Linked DNA regions of Homo sapiens: region 1 is linked to region 2. A link is a loop called in an ENCODE intact Hi-C map of the cell type or tissue named here. Cell type or tissue: OCI-LY7. All regions are shown on one strand. Links, peaks and the distances in the headings refer to the core of each region. The heading gives the core; the rest is flanking DNA.

Evidence for each region. Peaks named below come from ENCODE experiments on the same cell type or tissue, not always from the same donor. Only the 100,000 strongest peaks of a DNase experiment are listed, where the experiment ranks them.
Region 1: it touches region 2 in a loop (6-fold over the local background); 2 of 110 quality-filtered maps call a loop at or near these places.

Annotation. Positions count from the first base shown.
Region 1 is chr14:103,745,730-103,753,729 of GRCh38, reverse strand. It overlaps PPP1R13B (protein phosphatase 1 regulatory subunit 13B), which reads left to right. Exons shown (of 17, transcript NM_015316.3): 7 at 534-730; 8 at 3,796-3,936; 9 at 7,177-7,357. Among named protein-coding and RNA genes, the nearest start is that of ZFYVE21, 34 kb to the right of the region's middle. RefSeq lists a silencer at 4,929-4,978. In OCI-LY7, for the core only: CTCF peaks have their summits at 3,685 (motif pointing right) and 4,969; DNase peaks (open chromatin) are centred at 3,659 and 5,039; H3K4me3 peaks cover 565 bases; H3K27ac peaks cover 1,156 bases.
Region 2 is chr14:103,683,524-103,695,997 of GRCh38, reverse strand. KLC1 (kinesin light chain 1) reads right to left here. Exons shown (of 17, transcript NM_001394837.1): 14 at 8,787-8,917; 15 at 3,573-3,639. Among named protein-coding and RNA genes, the nearest start is that of XRCC3, 26 kb to the left of the region's middle. RefSeq lists silencers at 6,639-6,688, 6,539-6,739. In OCI-LY7, for the core only: CTCF peaks have their summits at 1,173 and 1,376; DNase peaks (open chromatin) are centred at 3,737, 4,197, 4,747, 6,317 and 1 weaker place; H3K4me3 peaks cover 4,642 bases; H3K27ac peaks cover 5,965 bases.

The DNA.
Region 1 (8,000 bases), core at 1-8,000, 58 kb before region 2:
GCAGTAGAAAAATCCTCTTGTTACGTTGGTACCAGCGGCCCTTTGGATTAGGGTGGGGCGCTCCAAGACTTACTCATTCAGAGGGTCTGTTTTTCTTGAATAACTTAACTTGTATCCGTGCATTAAGATAAGTTATGCTGATGCTCACTTTTTTTCTGTATGAACTCTTATTTTATTCATTGGTTCAGTCTGTGCCTACTTTAAGTCACAGTGATGCACGAGAGAGGCTTGGATGGCCCTGCCTTCACAAAACCTTTGGTCTCAGAGATTTCTAAGTCACTTGAACAAACTAGCTTATGGACTGATTACCCTAAAGAATAGTCGGGAATTAATGCAAATATAATTGTTTGCTTTATGAGTAATCAGATACATGTGTCCCAAAGGCTTTTTGAAATGTGTTGTGGATTCTGCATATCACAGCTTTCTCCACGGTCTGGCACTAAATGATACTAGAATTAAGTTCAGTGTATAGAAATGAAAAAAAAAAAGGATCAACTAAATCTTTTATTCTTTTCTTGTGTGGTCAATTATAGCTGCTGAAATAGAAAGGTTCAGTGCCATGTTCCAGGAAAAGAAGCAGGAAGTACAGACTGCAATTTTAAGGGTTGATCAGCTTAGTCAGCAATTGGAAGATTTAAAGAAAGGAAAACTGAATGGGTTCCAGTCTTACAATGGCAAATTGACGGGACCAGCGGCGGTGGAGTTAAAAAGACTGTACCAAGAACTACAGGTAACTCCTGGGTCTGGCAATGGTTGTATTAAAACATTCTCATCTTTCTATCTTTCATTAGCATGGGTTGGAAACCTTAGGAAGTGGAAACAAATTAGTAGATTCTAATTTAATAATAGGCACAAGATATATTCAGTACAAAATAATTTTTTAAATGACTTGGGATAGGCCGGGTGCGGTAGCTCACGCCTATAATCCCAGCACTTTGGGAAGCCGAGGCGGGCAGATCACAAGATCAGGAGTTTGAGACCAGCCTGGCCAATATGGTGAAACCCCGTCTCTACTAAAAATAGAAAAATTAGCTGGGCGTGGTGGCGCATGCCCGTAGTCTCAGCCACTTGGGAGGCTGAGGCAGAAGAATCACTTGAACCCGGGAGGCAGAAGCTGCAGTAAGCCAAGATTGCGCCACTGCACTCCAGCCTGGGTGACAGAGTGAGACTCTGTCTCAAAAAAAAAAAAAAAAAAGGATCTAATTCACACAGCGTACAATTCATCCATTTCAAGGATACAATTCAGTGGCTTCAGTACCTTCACCGACTTGTCAGTTACATCCACCGCCACAGTTAATTTTAGAACATTTTTATCACCCAAAAAAAAGGCCCGCACCTCTTAGCCATCACCCCACAACCTCCATACCCTCCAGAGCCTGGCAGCCACAGATCTACTTTCTGTCTCTGTAGATTTGCCTATTCTGGACGTTTCATATGAATGGAATCATGCAGTACAGGTTGAGCATCCTTAATCCGATAATCTAAAATGCTTCAAATCTGAAACTTCCTGAGCTCCAGCGTGGCATGCAAAGGAAATACATGCTCATTGGAGCATTTTGGATTTTGGATTTCCAGATTAGGAAGGATGCTAAACAGGTAAATATAACATAAATATTTAAAAATCTGAATGAATCCAACATCTGAAATGCTCCGGGTCCCCAGCATTTTGGTTAAAGGATATTAACCAAAACACACCCTGTATGCGGTCCTTTGTGACCGGCTTCTTTCACTTAGGATGTTTTCAGCACAAAATAATTCAATTAGCAGATAATAATCCAGTAAAGAATTAAACTTAGGGTGATATTTTAAGGCCTTTGTGTAAACTCTTTTGATGAGCTAGGTGCCTATTGTTAAATCTTTGTCTTAGCTCAGACTGCTATAACAAAATATCATAGGCTGGATGGCTTAAACTATAGACATTTATTTCCCACTGTTCTGGAGGCTGGAAGTCCAAGATCAAGGTGCCAGCAAATTCAGTTTCCAGTGAATGTTCACTCCCTGGCTTGCAGAGAGCCGCCTTCTCGCTGTGTCCCCACGTAGTGGAGAGAGAGTTGTAGTCTCTCTCCGTGAACTTCATCATGGGGGGCCCCACCCTCATGACCTTGCTTAAACCTAATTACCTCCTAAAGACCCTGCCTCCAGACACCATTACAATGGGGTTAGGGCTTCAACATAGAGATTTTGGGGGACACATTCAGTCCTTAACAATCCTTAAGATTTTCATGTCTCAGAAGTTGTCATTCAGCAGGCGATTTTTCAAGCCAGAAATAGGTCTTGCTGCTTTATTAGCACTTGCTAGAAAAAATATTACATCATTTTATGAAATGAGGGTATTTAACTACATAGAGTAAAATCACTTGTGGTTGCTGTTAAGTTCTTTAACGTAAATGCATAGAAGTACTACAGTATTATAAGGTTTCATGACTTCTACATTTTAAGCGATTGTTAAAAGTGCAGCGTTTTAAGGATTTTTTGGTGAAATGTGATGAGTGTAATATAAGGATGTCATTTATTTCCAACTTTTTGGACTGCAGTCCAGGTTTTTGTTTGTTTGTTTTTGTTGTTGTTGTTTTGTTTTTCTTTTTTTTGAGACGGAGTCCAAGGCTGGAGTGCAGTGGCACGATCTCGGCTCACTGCAACCTCTGCCTCCAGGGTTCAAGCGATTCTCCTGCCTCAGCCTCCCCAGTAGCTGGGATTACAGGCACCCGCCACCATACCTGGCTAATTTTTGTATTTTTATTAGAGACGGAGTTTCACCATGTTGGCCAGGCTGGTCTCGAACTCCTGACCTCGTGATCTGCCTACCTTGGCCTCCCAAAGTATTGGGATTATAGGCGTGAGCCACTGCGCCCAGCCTGCAACCCAGTTTTTATTGTTGTTTTTTGTTTGTTTGTTTTTTGAGACAGAGTCTGCCTCTGTCACCAAGGCTGGAGTGCAGTAGGGCAATCTCAGCTCACTGCAACCACCGCCTCCTGGTTTCAAGCAATTCTCCTGCCTCAGCCTCCCGAGTAGCTGGGATTATAGGCACATGCCACCACACCTGGCTAATTTTTGTATTTTTAGTAGAGACAGGGTTTTACCATGTTGGCCAGGCTGGTCTTGAACTCTTGACCTCAGGTGATCCACCCACCTCGGCCTCCCAGAGTGCTGGGATTACAGGCGTGAGCCACCGCACCCGGCCTGCAATCCAGTTTTTAAAAGTACATTTTACGTCCTGTTGAGTATACACACGGAAGTGTGTATGTACTAGTGCTGTGGGCATCCGAAAGTTTAAGACAGCTCTTACTATGGGAAGTACACTCTGATATTTTCTGTTCTGTCCTAGTTCATTTCTTTAAAATGCTGGTTGCAAGCCACTAAAATGATGTAAAGGTGCTTCACTTGGTGACTCAGGCCATCCTTTTTGGTCCTTTTTGAGTTTCCTGCTGCCTCCACAGTAAGGTGCATCATGTGGTGGGCTCAGGCCTGAAGCAGCTCCATGGGGTGGAGCAGAGCATCCTTTAGTTTCTGAGAGTCCCAAACACCGCACTAGTCTCCTGTAATCATCATTGGCACTAGTCATTTCGTGTGCTTTGAAGAAGATGCTTACAGATGTTTGCTCTTTCTTTGTTCCATGAGAACGCTGTCCTGGCTTATCTCTGCTGTACCTGTGAAATATTCCACACAAGGTGGCAGTGCATGCATGTAAATATACATGAGAACTTAATGCTACTTTTTCTTTTTTAATCTCCCTGGCAATGAGAATTTGACTTTTAATTAACACAAATCATAAAGGTTGTATTTTGTGGTTTGTAGATTCGTAACCAACTTAACCAGGAACAAAATTCAAAACTTCAGCAGCAGAAGGAACTCTTAAATAAGCGCAACATGGAGGTGGCCATGATGGACAAGCGAATCAGTGAACTGCGTGAACGTCTCTATGGGAAAAAAATTCAGGCATGTGAAAAAGTTTTTGTGAGATAAACTACTAAAGATAGTTTATCCAAGCATTGCCCATCTTCTGTAAGTAGCAGTATGCTCCCCCATCCACCATAACTGATAAAACATAAATAGGCCATAAACCATCAAAAATGACAGAACAGAGTTCCTTCTCCCAGTGACTCATTTATTTCCTGGTGTGTGGAGGCAGAACCATCCTCAGCCTGCAGCCTTGCTCTCAGTGTCCTGGCCTTCCTTCCTCCCCATGTGTTTCTGTCTCCTCTTCACTGGGGGATGCTGTTGGCTCTGGAGTCACAGCATCTGTCACGGTCCGCACTCTGCCATTTTAAGCTGTGCCACTTTGAGCAAATTCTTTGACTTGCGTAGCCTCATGTTCTTGCTGTAAAGTGATTTGTCCTACCTGCCCCGTGAGTTGTTGTAAGGATTCTTATAAATAAGCCATGTAGAAGGATTTTGTAAACTCTTGACCAAAATGCTATGTAAGGGGTTATGCTTCTAAAAAATCCTTATTTGATACTGAATTTTAAAGGTAGTAAATACTCATTGAAAAAGTAATACAATAAAATACTCATTGAATAAATACTCAATGAAAAAATAATACGATAAAATACTCATTGAATAAATGCTCATTGAAAAAATGAGTATTAACCTTTGAAATTCAGTATCAAAGATTTTGGACTTGCCAGCGTCCACAATCACATGAGTCGATTCCTTAAGATAAATCTCTTAAGTACAGAAATATTTAAGGGAAAATGTGAAAGTCCTTTCCACCCTGTTCTCTAGAGGTGATAGTTGCTAATGGTTCCAGTCTTTTCCCTAATAAAGACACAAAGGTACAGAACTTTAACTGAAAATGGGATTGCAGGAATTACACTAGTCTCACTGCTCACCTTGTCTTTTTCTAACTGCAGCACGGGTGTCTTTCCAGGTCGTTACTTCATTCTGGTTGCACCATCTGAAAGCTATTCCCTGGTCCCAGGGCCTATACCCCTTTACCACCCTCTGTAGTCAGGCAGGGAGTCCTGAGTCTTGCTGCTGCTCACAGTGCATTGGTGAGCACATGTACCACTGAGCCGCCTGCATGGAGGAGGGGCGCCTGCACTCTGTGTCTTTGGCCGGATGTGGCACTTGACTTTCTCGCACCTGTGGCACTCAGTGATTAGGGGAGCAGTGCCTGAATGCAGAGCTGAGTGCATTCTGCCCTCGTGGTAGGAGAATGGAGCACCCACTCTCCTGACCCACCAGCAAGGACTCCCTTCCCACATCTCCCTTCTGCATATAGTTTGGTGACAGAATAGTGTCCTCTTGTTAGCCTCTACTGCTCTGAAAGATGCTCTGAGGAGGCAGCATGGGCTTGAAGGCCTTTGCCTAGGGGGAGTGGGTGTGGAGGGTGGTAGACGTAGAAGGGAGCTTCCAGTTCTGTGGATGTCACAGTCTCTCATTTACAAATCTGCCCTTCTTTTAAAAAAACAACACAGTGAGTTTAAAGATCAGTAGTTTATTTGTACAACTTTATGATTTCAGATGTTGGTTTTCCTTTTTCTCAAGATTAACAACAAAGAGGCCATGTGAGAGAGAGGCTGCAAGCACTTTCCCTGTGCTTACATATGCTCCTCAGTAATGGCGTAGTAGTCAGGGCTTCCTAGAGAAAGAGAACCAGTAGCGTGCGCGTGCACGTGTGTGTGTGTGTGTGTGTGTGTGTGTGTGTGTGTGTGTGTGTGTGTATGTGATTTAAGGAATTGGCTCACATGATTGTGGACGTTGGCAAGTCCAGAATCTGTGAGGGCGGCCGGCAGCGTGGAGGCCCAGGGAGGATGTTGCAGCTGGAGTCCGAAGGCCAACTCTAGGCAGGATCCCGCTTTCTCAGGGCGTCTCTCTGTTTCTCTTAAGGCATTCCACTGATTGGATGGGGCCCACCCACCTTCTAGAGGGTCATCTGCTTCACTCAAATCTACCAATTTGAAAGTTAATCTCTTCCAGATTGGAGACTATTATTCTAAGTGAAGTAACTCAGGAATGGAAAACCAAACATTGTATGTTCTCACTCATAAGTGGGAGCTAAGCTATGAGGATGCAAAGGCATAACAATGACACAGTTGACTTTGGGGACTCGGGGAAAGGGTGGGAAGGGAGTGAGGGATAAAAGACTACAAATTGTGTGCAGTGTGCACTGCTAGAGTGCACTAAATCTCACAAATCACCACTAAATAACTTACTCATGTAACCAAACACCACCTGTTTCCCAAAAACCTATGGAAATTAAAAAAAAAAAGTTAATCTCATCTGGAAAATACCTTTTCAGCAACATGTCGTCTGGTATTTGGCCAAATATCTGGTTACTGTGACCTAGTCAAGGTGATGTGTAAAGTTATCCATCACAAACAGCTAGATTCATTCCACCTACACTTCAAGGGATCGCCTTGAAGAAGTCAGTATTTTTGCAGAGATGCGTCTCCACCCAAAGGTCCTAGGTACCTTTGAGCAATTGTGAAAGCCATAACCCCTCACCCCGAAATGACCTGTCCTCATGCATATAGAATCTTACAATCACAGGGGTTATGGATCCTATTTAGAGCCTATATTGAAATCTTGAGGACGTCAGTAGTTCTCTAGAATCCCTGTTCCAGGCGCCTCTGTTCCTGAGCAGTGTTATGTGAACAGTGTCCTCTGTCTGTGGCTCTGTGTCCTGGCTGAGAAAGGCAGCGCTGCCTTCAGGGAACTGGGCCCATTGCTGGGAGTCAGAGCCTTACGTGCTCACTGTGCCCCACGTGGCTTAGACAGTACCGGCTACAGCCCTTATCCCGACTCCACGGGTGTGAGCACAGAGGCTGAGTCACCTGCCCGAAGCAGCACAGCGAGTAAGTCACAGAGGGGATTTGAAGCCAGGCTCAGAGCCCAGGATTTGACCAGTGTCTCTGTGCCCACTCAAGGGAGGAAGAGTATCCTGAGTAAGAGGGAAGCTGCATGTGGATCACGGGGAAGTTGCTCTGCCCTCACATCAGCTCCTCATGTGTACAGCTCCAGATGGGTGGGTGTTGTCGGAGAATTGCTCATAGGAAGCTACAGTTCCTTCTCCACAGTCTCCCCTTCTAGATGCTGATCTTTCCAGATGACAGGCTTCCTAAAAACCAACCACTGAGTGAGTGCTTTCTGTCCGAGCTGGCAGTCTCTTGCACTAAGCTTAGGACTTCTTTGAATGTAGGAGAATCTTGACTCTCATTTCTTCCCAATTTGTAGCTGAACCGTGTGAATGGCACGTCATCACCACAGTCCCCTCTGAGCACATCGGGCAGGGTCGCTGCTGTGGGGCCTTATATCCAGGTTCCCAGTGCCGGAAGCTTTCCTGTGCTGGGGGACCCTATAAAGCCCCAGTCTCTCAGTATTGCCTCAAATGCTGCTCATGGAAGATCCAAATCCGGTGAGTGGTCCTGGCCCTCTTCCTGGGGGAGAGTTTGTGAGCAGGGAATGGGGCCTGCGGTGGAGGGGCGGGGGGTGGGGCAGGCTCCTGAGGCTCTGCCCCACACATCGTCAGACTCCAGGCTCAGTCTCCCCGTGAGGCGCTTGGAGAGCTGTGTTCCCCTGTGGTAACAATCCTAAAAGGAAAACAAGTTATTTTTACTGAACTAGAGGTCTCTACTGTGTGGCTTTTCAAAACACAAATGATTAATTAAAACTCTGATCCATGGGCCGGGTGCAGTGGCTCACGCCTGTAATCCCAGCACTTTGGGAGGCCAAGGCGGGTGGATCACCTGAGGTCAGGAGTTCAAGACCAGCCTGGCCAACATGGTGAAACCCTGTCTTTACTAAAACTACGAAAATTAGCCGGGCGTGGTGGCGTGCACCTGTAATCCCAGCTACTCAGGAGGCTGAAGCGGGAGAATCACTTGAACCTGGGAGGCGGAGGTTGCAGTGAGATCGTGCCACTGTGCTTCAGCCTGGGCAACAAGAGTGAAACTTCATCTCAAAAAAAACAAAACAAAACAAAACAAAAAAAACTGACCCACGAGTGTCCTCTCTTACTGCAGGTTTATTTACTCTGAGGACACTGAGGCCCGGCATGG
Region 2 (12,474 bases), core at 1-8,000:
GCCTGGGCCCACCACTTCTCTCCTCTGAAGGGAAAAATTCAGACCGCCAGATGGGAAATGGCTGAAATCACCGCACTTCTATTGGGTGGAAGGGTTCAAACATCGGGGACTCAGGTACTCAGATTCCCTTGCCGCCTCCCTCTGAAACACGAACCTTCCTTTATGAGCTGGCTTCAGGGAGGCCCCCTGGCTTCTCTTACCCCAACACACAGTGCTCCCACAGCCACAGTGCTGCAGAGGCCACCTCGGCCCTAAAGTCCCATGGCTGGAAGCCACAGCAGGCTCCACAGAGGCCCCACACAACCTCGTCTGCACCCATCAGTCTGAAGAGGTTAAAATTCAACTCCATATTCAGCCCTATGTTTATTCCTTCTAAATGCCCTTTTTCCTTTCCAGATAACTGTCACTAAGGGAAACTGTCTGGGTTCCAAACTCTGCTCAGCATCCTCACAGGGAGAAGGCACCCCCACCACAAGGGAAGCTCCGGAGCCCTCCTCCCTGTCGCCTGTGCACAGACATAGCCCACTACGGGGGCAGCCACGGCACCTGTCAGGGGAAGCTGCTCTACACCCCCCTTTTTTTGGGGGGGGTTGGCTTCTCACAACCCATCAAATTATATATGTATATATATGTATGTATATATATATATATATATATACACACACACACATATATATATATATACACATGGTTTTTTTTGCTAGACACAGGGACTCGCTGTGTTGCCCAAGCTGTTCTTGAACTGGGCTCAAGTGATCCTCCCGCCTCAGCCTCCCAAAGTGCTAAGATTATAGGATTACTGGCATGAACCACCGCACCCAGCCATATATATATATATAATTTAACATTTTTTCTTTTAATCCCATCCACTATTACAGAACCTATGAAATTTTCTTCAACACCTCTATGTAGCATTTAGAATGTAAGCTCCTGATCCACCAGAATCTGCAAGAATGGAGTCAGGAGCCTCAGAAAAGGAGCCACGGCCACAGGCGAGCAGCTCGGGGACAACGCTGGCTCCACAGGGCAGCTCCTGGGCCAGGCACCCGCTGGCGACTACACGGAGCTTGTCTTGTGGAAACAAACGCGCTTTCACAAACACAGCAGTCCTGCGACATGAGGCGGGATGAAACTTTGAAAGGTATTTTAAAGTCTAGCCTTGTAACAAAACCTCAGGACACTCTGTCCCCAGCCTTCGTGCCCCACGGGGAGCTTCTAGAGGCTGAAGGTGACAAGTGTGAGCCTCTGCTGTGCCACCACCCACCCTGTTACATGACAGTGGCAAGCTGAGCTTTCACGGGATGGCTGGTGTTTCACAGACCGCCCCTCCATCCCGTAGCCTAGTTGGCTGGCATGGAGGTGGCGCTGCTGAGCGTCAGCCTTTGGAATCACTGATCACCTCGGCGTCTGTTTTGTATGCTCTTTACCTATGGACTAGTTTGTGGACGGCTAAGAAATACAGCCTCAGCATTGATTTGAAAAGGTTCCTGTCAGAGTCCACCGTGCTCCCTCATTCCATAAAGCTTAAGCTTTTAAAAAGTGAAACGCCATGTTAGCCAGGATGGTCTCGATCTCCTGACCTTGTGATCCGCCTGGCGGGTGCCTGTAGTCCCAGCTACTCGGGAGGCTGAGGCAGGAGAATGGCGTGAACCCAGGAGGTGGAGCTTGCAGTGGGCCGAGATTGGGCCACTGCGCTCCAGCCTGGGCAACAGAGTTAGACTCCGTCTCAAAAAAAAAAAAAAAAAAAGTGAAACACACGTCTCTATGGGCTTCGTGTGCAGGGGCGTCCGGGAGAACACAGCTCAAAAGGGGGCATGGGGCCCCAGGGCCACAGGCATGGGGACCTTGGAAAGAGAGACCCGGAAGATGCTCCAGCTGGGAAGGAATTCACTTCCCACTGACCAGTGTCCGCTAAGCTTCAGGCTTTACTGCCATAGATCACTAAATGCCTATCGTTCTGAAAGGGGTACTTTATGTTTCCAGATTCTTAATTTACAGCCTTATTACAATATTACAATTTAAAAGAGAGTCTGGTGTCATGGCAAAAAGGTGGCAGGCAGGAAATGCAACAGCATCCGTGAGCAGGAGCCAATCCCCAGCGTGCTGAAGCCACCTCAGCGCCACCTCGGCCTCCCTGAGCCAGCCTGGCCGGGTCGCGGTCGGGGTGGCTCCTGGCACTGGGGCTGCAGGCCGAGTAACAGAATGCTGAGGCACGGCCTCCCGGGTGTTTTGAAAAGGCACCTCCAAGGTTGGTGGACGTCACTATCTAGGAAAGGAAGCCAAGGAGTGCGGCTGGCGCCTCCGGGCAGGGCGGTGAGGGGCGTGGCAGGGCGGGGCGGTCTCACACTCCCAAGACAGGTTACCTAGCCCTGCTGGCTCTCAGTGGGCCAGGTCAGTGTGGCTGGCACTCAGAGCTCGCGAGTCGGCCAGACAATTATTTCGTTCCTGCATGAAAAAACAAATAGAAAAATTACACTTAACCAGGACTTCAAATGATGCCAGCTTCAAATGGCCTCAGGCCTAACAGTACCAGCTGCACAGCTAAATCTAGGTTGGCACTCGAGAGGCCCAGGGGTCAATGTGCATGTAGAAACTCCAAGAAACTGGAGGGCAAACACTGGGTCAGCTACAGGACCCTGTAAAATGAAGAGACTTTCTTTCCTCTTGTCATTAGGGGTGCTTCAAGCAACATGTCCAGCACCCTACAAGCCTCTTTAACAGCCACCGAGAAGGGGGCTGGGGAAAAGCTTTCCCGAGATGGCTGCCTCCCAAGAGTGTTGGGGGACAGGTCGGGGCACTGGCCTGTCTGTGAGGATTAGTGGATCTGGACAACTGGGAGGGCAGTGCCTGGCCACTGTCGCGAACTCTCAGCACCAGCACAGGGGCAGGGACTGCCAAGTCCCAACAGCTCGAGCTGCCGGGTGGGCCCCAGGCACCTGAGAAACAGGTTCTAGAGCAGCCACAGGCACCCGGCCACCCACTGACAGCCACACCAAAGGGCGGAGTGGATGAAAACTCAAACGGCCTCCGTGATGGGGAAGGGAGGCAGTACTTTCAGATGTAAACCTGATGTGTCTGTGTGAGGCCCGAGCAACTGCACCGAGTGCTTCAGGTTTTAGTGTCAAACTGACAGCACGCTAGTCATCATGTTAACAGAGTTTTGAATACTTCTGAACACTGAACAACAGCTTAAGTAGACAATTAATTATTAATAGTTATAAACTTAGTAGAGGCTAAAATCAAACAATCATACAAACTAGTAATTGGTCGAGCTTTGACAGTACTTTAACAGAATACATTAATTAGGTTAAACTATTTTTAAAGACCATTTGAGATCATTAATTAATATTCTGAGAATGTTCACAGTGTGAACATGCCCATAATTCACATAATCAGTGGTTAAGCAGAATATAAAAATACTACTGTCACAACTGTCTGTCTAGGAACAAACGTGGCGGCGTCCCCAGCCCTCTGCAGGAGCAGGGGCCGAGCAGGGGCCGAGTGCGGGTCTGCAGCAGACCTGCCAGCGTGGTCTGGGCAGCCTAGGACACAATTCGGGGTAGGCTCCTTACTTGAAAGCGATCTTCAGCAGCCTTGCCACCCACGTTAAGGACATTCAGAGAGCTGGCACGCTTCATGCTGCAACCCGGACACGGACATGCAAGGACAAACGATCAGCACATCGGTCAACCAGCAACAGGAAGCACAAGCAAAGCCCCCTCCAACGCCTCTGTGACACTGGGGGCTCTAGGGACCTTGCCTTCATCTTGCTTGGGTAACCGGGGAGTCCTATGTCTCACTCTATTTAGTGCCCAGGAGAAAAGACCACAGCTTCTCTGCATCTTTCACAGCAAAATGCTTCTTTTAAAGTACCATATGCAAACTCAAAATGTCCTTAGACTTGCACTTTTAAAAAGTGGCTCATCTAGACTGGGTATAGTGGCTCAAGTCTGTAATCCCAATGCTTTGGAAGGCCAAGGCAGGAGGATCACTTAAGCCCAGGAGTTCAAGACCATCCCGGGTAACATGGGGAAACCCCATCTCTACAAAAATACAAAAATTAGCCAGGCGTGGTGGCATGCATCTGTAGTCCCAGCTGCTCAGGAGGCAGAAGTGGAGGATCACTTGAGCCCAGGTGGTCAAGGCTGCAGTGAGCCATGACTGCACCACTGCACTCCAGCCTGGGAGACAGAGCAAGACCCTGTCTCTCTTTAAAACAAAACGAAACAAAAAAAAGACCAGCTGCAGTGGCTCACACCTGTAATCTTTGGGAGGCTGAGGCGGGCAGACTGCCTGAGCTCAGGAGTTTGAGACCAGCCTGAGCAACACGGTGAAACCCCATCTCTACTAAAATACAAAAAATTAGCTGGGCATGGTGGCATGTGCCTGTAATTCCAGCTACTTGGGAGGCTGAGGCAGGAAAATCATTTGAACCCAGGAGACAGAGGTTGCAGTGAGCTGAGATCACGCCACTGCACTCCAGCCTACGCAAGAGTGAGACTCCACCTACCAAAAAAAAAAAAAAAAAAAAAAAAAAAAGCCAGGCGTGGTGGCTCATGCTTGTAATCCCAGCACTTTGGGAGACTGAGGCGGGTGGATCACTTGAGGCCCAGAGTTCACAACCAGCCTGGGCAACGTGGTGAAACCCTGTCTCTACTAAAAATGCAAAAAATTAGCCAGGCGTGGTGGTACACACCTGTAATCCCAGCTACTCTGGAGGCTGAGGCACAAGATTCACTTAAGCCCAGGAGGCAGAGGTTGCAGTGAGCCAAGATCACTCCACTGTAGTCCAGCCTGGGCGACACAGCAAGACTCTGTCTCAGAAAAAAAAAAAAAAAAAAAGTGGGGGGAACCATCTGGGAGCAGAGAGGCTCTGCCTTCAGTCTGATGCTTTTCAGGGAGGGTGCTCCAGGGCTCATGTCAGACTCGTCACCACTAAGGGATCATGAAGAGACACTCAAAACTCACTGCTAAAAGATGATGCATAAATATACTGTCATATTTTTTATCTTTCTATATTAAAAGCTGGGAAATCAACTTTATTGTTAGTAAAATAAACTCTGAAGCCAGTATTTTTCTACTTAGAAAGCAAAATGTAACATAAAGTCATGGTTCTCCACTTAAAGGAATACAGGAATGTATACATATATTTACTTTTCCTCCATCTGATGTATTTAAAATACTTGATGAAACAGCCTATAAATAATCTATAACTTAAATGATGGACAGTCATAAAATGACTATCGTTGTTCACCACCACCATGGATGCCTTTGAACATAAACTCCCCTGAAGTTTTAAAGCTAAAGCAACCGATACTGAGGGTTACTTGAATTCTGAACGTGAACTGCATGCAACATGGGACAGCGAACATGAGCGCAGCAGTTCCTGGGAAAGCCAAGGACGGTGGCTGTGAGGCTGAGGCACAGGCTTGAGGGGTGACAGGGACAGCCTCACACAGGACACTGGGATGAGGCTGAAAGCCCAGGGCACCCACCCGTGTGTCAGCAGTGCTGTGAGCACAGCGCCTGGCACATGGCAGATACTCAGCCAGCCCCTGCCGAACAACTGCACCAAAAGCAAGACCTGAATTTCCTTATCCCCAGGCAAAACTCACCCCCAAAATGTCCCAACCAGGACAAAACAAAAACATCCCAATGAAGCCCACAACAGACATTGCTGGAGTCCCAAACAGGTTTTTCTCTACCTAGAACCACTCAAGAACAAAGTATAAAATCAAACCAAATCACAAGTAAATTATCATCTGACATACTCAGTTATTCTTGCTATAAAGTGGCCATTAACTTTTTTTTTTTTTTGAGACGAAGTTTCACTCCATCGCCCAGGCTGGAGTGCAGTGGTGTGATCTTGGCTCACTGCAACCTCTGCCCTACTGGGTTCCAGTGATTCTCCTGCCTCAGCCTCCTGAGTAGCTGGGACCACAGGCATGCACCACCTGGCCCGGCTAATTTTTGTATTTTTAGTAGAGACGGGGTTTCGCCATGATGGCCAGGCTGGTTTCAAACTCCTGATCTCAAGTGATCCACCCACCTAGGCCTCCCAAAGTGCTGGGATTACAGGCATCAGCCACTGCACCGGCCGCCATTAACTCTTTTTAAAAGAGCTACACAACCTTCCCTCAAACCCCCTTTTACGAAACGAAAGAACAACTCGAATCCTCAACGTCTCTTCCTACCACTCTTGCGAACTGCCTTGTTTGAACACGTGGCATTCAAAACCTTTCAGTACAGTCACTGTTAGGAGTCAGCCAAACAGCAAGCTGCAAACACCCTGGTCCTTGAGCGATTCTCAAAAAGTGGCCCCGGGCCAGCAGCCCCAGCACTGTGGGAACTTGTGTGAAATGCAAATTCTGAGATCAGGGACTCAGGAATTGGAAACTCAGGGGTGGGGCCTCACAGTCTCTGTCTGAACAAACCCTCCAAAAGATGTCTGAGACTACTGTCTAGTTAATAAAAACAGTCACTCTTATTTGGAAAGATTATTCAGTTGTATGCATTTTACGGGATGCAATTTCCAAAGTCATGTAGAAAACGTTAGTCCGTGCAAGTGTGTGCATCTATGTCACATGGTTCAGGCTGGCAGTGCTACAGCCCCATGAACACTGACCACAGTTCTAACACTGGGGACTGGTCACACACTGCTACATTTTTATCACGGCAAAGACACAAAACACGAGAAAACAGAACAACTCTGAGAGCTGTCATGTGGGAGTGTGGTCCAAGTTACAACACTCAGCACCAGAACTGGACTCTGCACTTAAAAGGCTTCAAAACTTAAGAACCTCAAACAATCAGTGTGATCCCCTCCAGGAATTAAATAATGTCCAGAATGCTCTCTCTGGGCATCATGTAATTCCTGGAGGGGATCTGAGAGCTGCTGTGTGACACCTCACATCATTCCAAGGAAGCGACACCAAGCAGTCACACAGCACTGCTCCAACCCTCTCAATGCTGTTTAAGAAGAAATGTGTAATCTCAAAATTCATCGAGAGGCAGATAGTAATCTATCATTTTGGTTCTGGAAATCTGTAAACATTTTAAAATAAGATCACTATTCCAAAGGCAATTTAAAATCCATTTCCCCCAAATAAGAGTTCATTTGTTTCATTGTAAGCAATTTGCTGCTAAGTCCCCATAAACTTCCAGAAGTCCAGTCTTCAAATCCTTGGGATCTTCCAGGGAGTTTTCTGAATGAACATTTGTGGGGCTCCTAAAACTCCCTCTCCAGAAATGGGCTGGAAAACAGTTGTGAGAAGCTCCTTACAAAAGCCACGTCACTCCTCTTGCCTCAGGCCTGCACCTCTCTCACAGCCATGAAGAGAAGTCTCCATCCACGACAGAGACTCCCACAGGGATACCAAGCGGACAAGAGGGTGAGCCCTACCACTAAGGGACTGGGCCATCTCTGGCCACCCCGCACCCTGGCCGTGTATGGCAACAGTTCTAAGGGCTTAGGTTATCAGGGATACTGAGAGAGATGAAAAAGTGGACATACTTTTTTTTTTAAATAGCTTTTAAAAGACAAAATAGGCCAGGCACGGTGGCTCACACCTGTAATCCCAGCAATTTGGGAGGCCGAGACGGGAAGATCACCTGAAGTCAGGAGTTCGAGACCAGCCTGGCTAACATGGTGAAACCCCGTTTCTACTAAAAATACAAAAAACTAGCCAGGCGTGGTGGCATGTGCCTGTAATCCCAGCTACTTGGGAGGCTGAGGCAGGAGAATCACTTGAACCCAGGAGGCGGAGGTTGCGGTGACCGAGATGGTGCCATTGCACTCCAGCTTGGGGAACAAGAACGAAACTCCATCTCAACAACAACAACGAAAAAGACAGAGTAACGAAACAACTGATCAGGCACATAACTTTATTATTTCCAATATGTTCTCCAGAAGAACTCGGTTTCACCATCCTGAGGTGATCAGACTTCTTACTCACAGAACTTAAAGTGGGATCACTTGTAAAATAGTTTTACTAGGAATCAGTCTCTAAAAAGTCGGTCACCATTTAGGAAGTCAGAGTTACACAGAGTGGCTGGCAAAAGTCTGCCTCATGAGAAATACGTCCAAGCCAGGAGCAGCTGCCCAGAGGTGACCCTGGACACTGCGGCAGGGACAATCTGTCAACTTTGTGCACCATATTAAAAACAAAGGATATCTTAAGAACCAAATTCCTTTGACAACTTAAATGTTATTTTTCAAAAGCCTCTAAGACCCATGACTCAAACCTTTTTTTAAACATATGAAAAGCCTGAGGTTTTGAAAATCTCCTTATAATAAAGTCTTAAAAGTTCTGATCCTATTTGAAACCATTTTTCTCCCTATTATAATACTGTATGAGATTTAATATAGTCATAGCTAACATCTGATTTATTTAAAAGATTAAAATTTTTAAAGAATTTAAACTAATGCTAATTTAAAAAATAATGCATATCTAGAGTAAACAAGTTCAAAATGCTCAACATTTTAATATAAATGCCCACATTTCGTTGCTAAGGCTTTCTTAGAACATGTGACAGAATCAAAAAATTCCATAAATTTCTTTTAAAGGTATTCGCCCTTTAGCCACTAACAGGAAGTTACCCAATTACTTCTCAACCTATCCTGGGAAAAACCTACGTGGCAACTATGAAACCCTTCGGTTGTGAGAATACGGGAACCAACTGGAGTGTCTTTCCTCAAGTCTGTGGGTGAGGAAGGCTGCGCTAGGAAGAGAAGCGGCCCAGCAGCCGGCGTGCAGGGAGTCGGGAGAGCTGGAAGAGATAGTTACCCGGGGTTCTTTGGCTCACTCTCTCGTGAACTTCCTCCCTTCAGCTTCCTAACCAGCTTCTCACTGCTGCGTCTAATGGAAGCCCGGAGTTTGCTAAAGGAACCACTGCGTTTTAAAGATCCAGTGCCATCCTGAAAAAAACGTGAACAAACGTGAAGCTGCAGGTGGTTCTCCCTCCTTCCCACAAGAGCCACACCGGGTGCAAATAAGAGCTCCACCAAGGCCGCCCTGCTTGCCAGCAGCTCACTGCTGACAGAGTCTTGCAGAAACCACCAATTACCATGTACGTGAATATACTTTAACTAGAAATTGTTCTTTTTAAGTTTCATTAAAGATAATCCAATGATCATGAAAACCTTTGGACATAAGGAAGCTCATTCAAACAAGTGATCGCATCCCAAAAGCAATGTGAATCCTGCTATTTTGAGACAAAAGCCAACACACAAAGTCTCAGGAAAATTAAAGCAGCTTCTAAGAATATCATCAAAATCGACTTCCACATTTAACAGATACATAAGCATCTGGTACAAGTAACACAGTACAGGACCCAAACCATTTGGATCTGACAGAGGCTCTTCCTTTTAACAGTTTCGTCTAAATGCAATAGTTGGAGGTACTGTTTCCTTCAGTAAATTTTACAGAACAGTTTCATTAAATGTTAACTACAAAGGTGGTTGGAAAATTAAATAAAATGCCCATTCTATACAAATAACTAAAAATCCTCAGACAACCTTGTAGGGAGGTGAGAGTGCCCAGCTCTCATCTTAATTGATTCAGGTATTAATAAGTGAAATACTTGGCAGTATCTGAACATGAAAATAAAAAACACAGAGTGAAGAAGATGTGCATACAGCAGCATTTCTTCTTGGAAGGAACTCCTTGGTGAGATGAACTGTCACCCCATGACCCCTAGCAGCTGTGCCATGCGGCGTTTCATGGATAAAGAGTGAGAAGTTCTACCAAGCAGACAGACACCAAGACACAGGTCAGTCGGAGTGAGTTTATTAGAAGTTAGAAAGACACAAATACACAAATCACTGAGCACTTCAAGATTAGTAGAGAAAAGCAGAATGCCCAAATTTCACACACAGACTACACAGCAAATGCTACTGGGGCATATCCTAGGGAGACCCGGAGTCCGAGCGGGGCCCCCAGGGCTCTAAGTACCACGGAGCACGTGCGGCACATGCCTTGCTGTAAGGCTTAGTTACGTCAACAGGTCACCGTCATGCCATTGCAACAACACCTTGTGTGACACTTAACTACCTGTTACCAAAGTGAACAGCTAATCGCTCTTAATTTTTAAACTCGTGTATTACACAGTAAATGGATTTTATTAATACAGTTTATATTACTAAGTACATATCTGGCAAAGCTACATGTATACAGAAATCAGGAACCCCCCCAAAAAGGACAGCAGCACCGAAAGGAATGGCCAGTTCACAGAGAGGTGCAGCTCTGACAAGATCCTAGAGGCTGCTAGACACAGCGGGCAGCACTGGAGAGAGAAGGGAAGCTGCGGGAGGCGCCACCCGTCATGCAGGAGACAGTGTGAGAGTCACGGGCGGCTAGGCCTGTCAGACAGAAAGGAGAGAGAAAACCCACGTGAAACCGCGGCGAGGAAAGGCAACAGGCTCTGCATAACAGCCTGGCTTACAGTATTTCTAGGTCACAAGTCTCAGCAGCCTTCTGAGTGGCTTTAGGACTGGGATGACCTTCTGCCTGCTTCTACCAGTCCAGCATAAAGCAGGTGCTGGGCCTCATGGTGCATTTCACAGAATCCAGACTGGTCCATTCCCAATGGTCATCAAAGTAAATGTCAACACTTTAAGCGTAAAGATTGGCAACGTATTAGAAATCTCCTTGACACTTGGTGTAAAAGGCTTTACAAGTAACTGTATATAAGGAGATTATGCAATGAAAAACATAGGGACCAAAATAAAGGCTACAGGTATGACTTTCATTCTCTTAAAAACACATTTTAGACATTTCAGAAACTTTAGGAAACCACGGACTTTAAAAGTCTACAGCCCATTTTAAACATGCAGTTGATAATCCAAAAGAAAATTAATTTCCACAGGCAGCAATGCGTCCTGGGTCCTGCCAGGTTGGAAAGCCGACGTCTCGACAGAAGCGCCAGACGGCAGGGCCTGCGCCCCGCCCGCTCGGACTCACCATGGGACGCTGAGCAAGTCAGTTAACCAGCCCGAGCTTCATTTTCCTCATCTTTAAAATGGAAAAATAACACTTGTTACCAACACCTCAAAAATGTGGGGAGGACAAGAAAACATAAGTTTTTGCTGCTCTTGAGAAAAAGGATGCTAAAATGCTAACGTATCGTCATTAACAGTGCAGCCCCTGCTGTTCATTTCAAAACTCAGCGCTACACTACAGTAGTTTATAATACACCTCAACTAAATGCTTGGCAGAACACAGAAGATTCATTTCACTCAGATTCAAAAGTATTTCATGTGACACACACACACACGCGTGCACACACGCTCACTCATGCTCTCTCTCCCCTCTGCAGCTGCTGGAGTAGCAAGCTGACAGCTGACAGCTGGGCAATGGGCCCAGGAGTCCCAGAATTGGGGTCCGACCCAGCTGCCTCCTCCTCCCTGAGCCTCTGCAGACCCAGACCAGCACCTGGGGTTGGCAGTGGAGCGGGTCTGCCCCACTCTGGGTCAGTCTGCCTGCTTCCCTGAACTTGCCACCTGAGGACCTTGGCTGTGAGAACCAGGGGGAAGGCCGGCGGCTGCCCTGGCCCAGGCAGATTTCCATTCAACTGGACTTCAGGGCCTGGGAGGATTCACTGCATTCTAACAGCTTAAGAAACTGTCTACCTCTTTATATTACTGGGAAAGAATATTCACATTACAAAGGTGGGTTACCTGAGCAGGATTAATAGGATAATGTGTTCACAGTTTAAAAATATGCAGTCATCGTTATTATCTGTATACAGTAGGATCTCAGATAATTTAGTGCTTAAGTTTATTTATTTTTGGCATATTCTAGTTGTCTTACTAGTGTAATTTGAGACAGATTCTGGCTCTGTCACCCAGGCTGGAGTGCAGTGGCATGATCTTGGCTCAATGCAGCCTCCACCTACTGGGTTCAAGCAATTCCCTGCCTCAGCCTCCTGAGTAACTGGGATTACAGGCGCGCACGACCATGCCTGGCTGATTTTTGTTTTTTTCGCACAGACGAGTTTTCGCCATGTTGGCCAGGCTGGTCTCGAACTCCTGGCCTCAAGTGATCCACCCGCCTCGGCCTCCCAAAGTCCTGGGATTACAGGCATGAGCCACCTCGTCCAGCCCTTATTGTCATTTTTTAAAAATAAAAATTCATCTATTTCTAACCATATATTCCATTCCCCAATAATCCTAGGTAAGAATTTAGTGTCTTCGAAACGTGTAGAAATCTTAACATGGGAGCAGTGTGAAAAGAATGGCAAGACGGAGAGAGGCTGCTTCAGAAGGCCCCAGCAGAGCTGGCGACCTGCAGACAGACAAAGGTGGTGCAGCTGGGAGGCAGACCCCGGGCTCCACCTAGGATAGAGGATGTGTGATGTGGCTCTGTGTGTCTTTACAGAGGATGGGACCACTGTAAAGACAACTGCTAAATGATGAGACAGCCCAAGGGGCTCCCACATCCCAACAGGGACCTGGTGCTGGTGGCTGACACATGC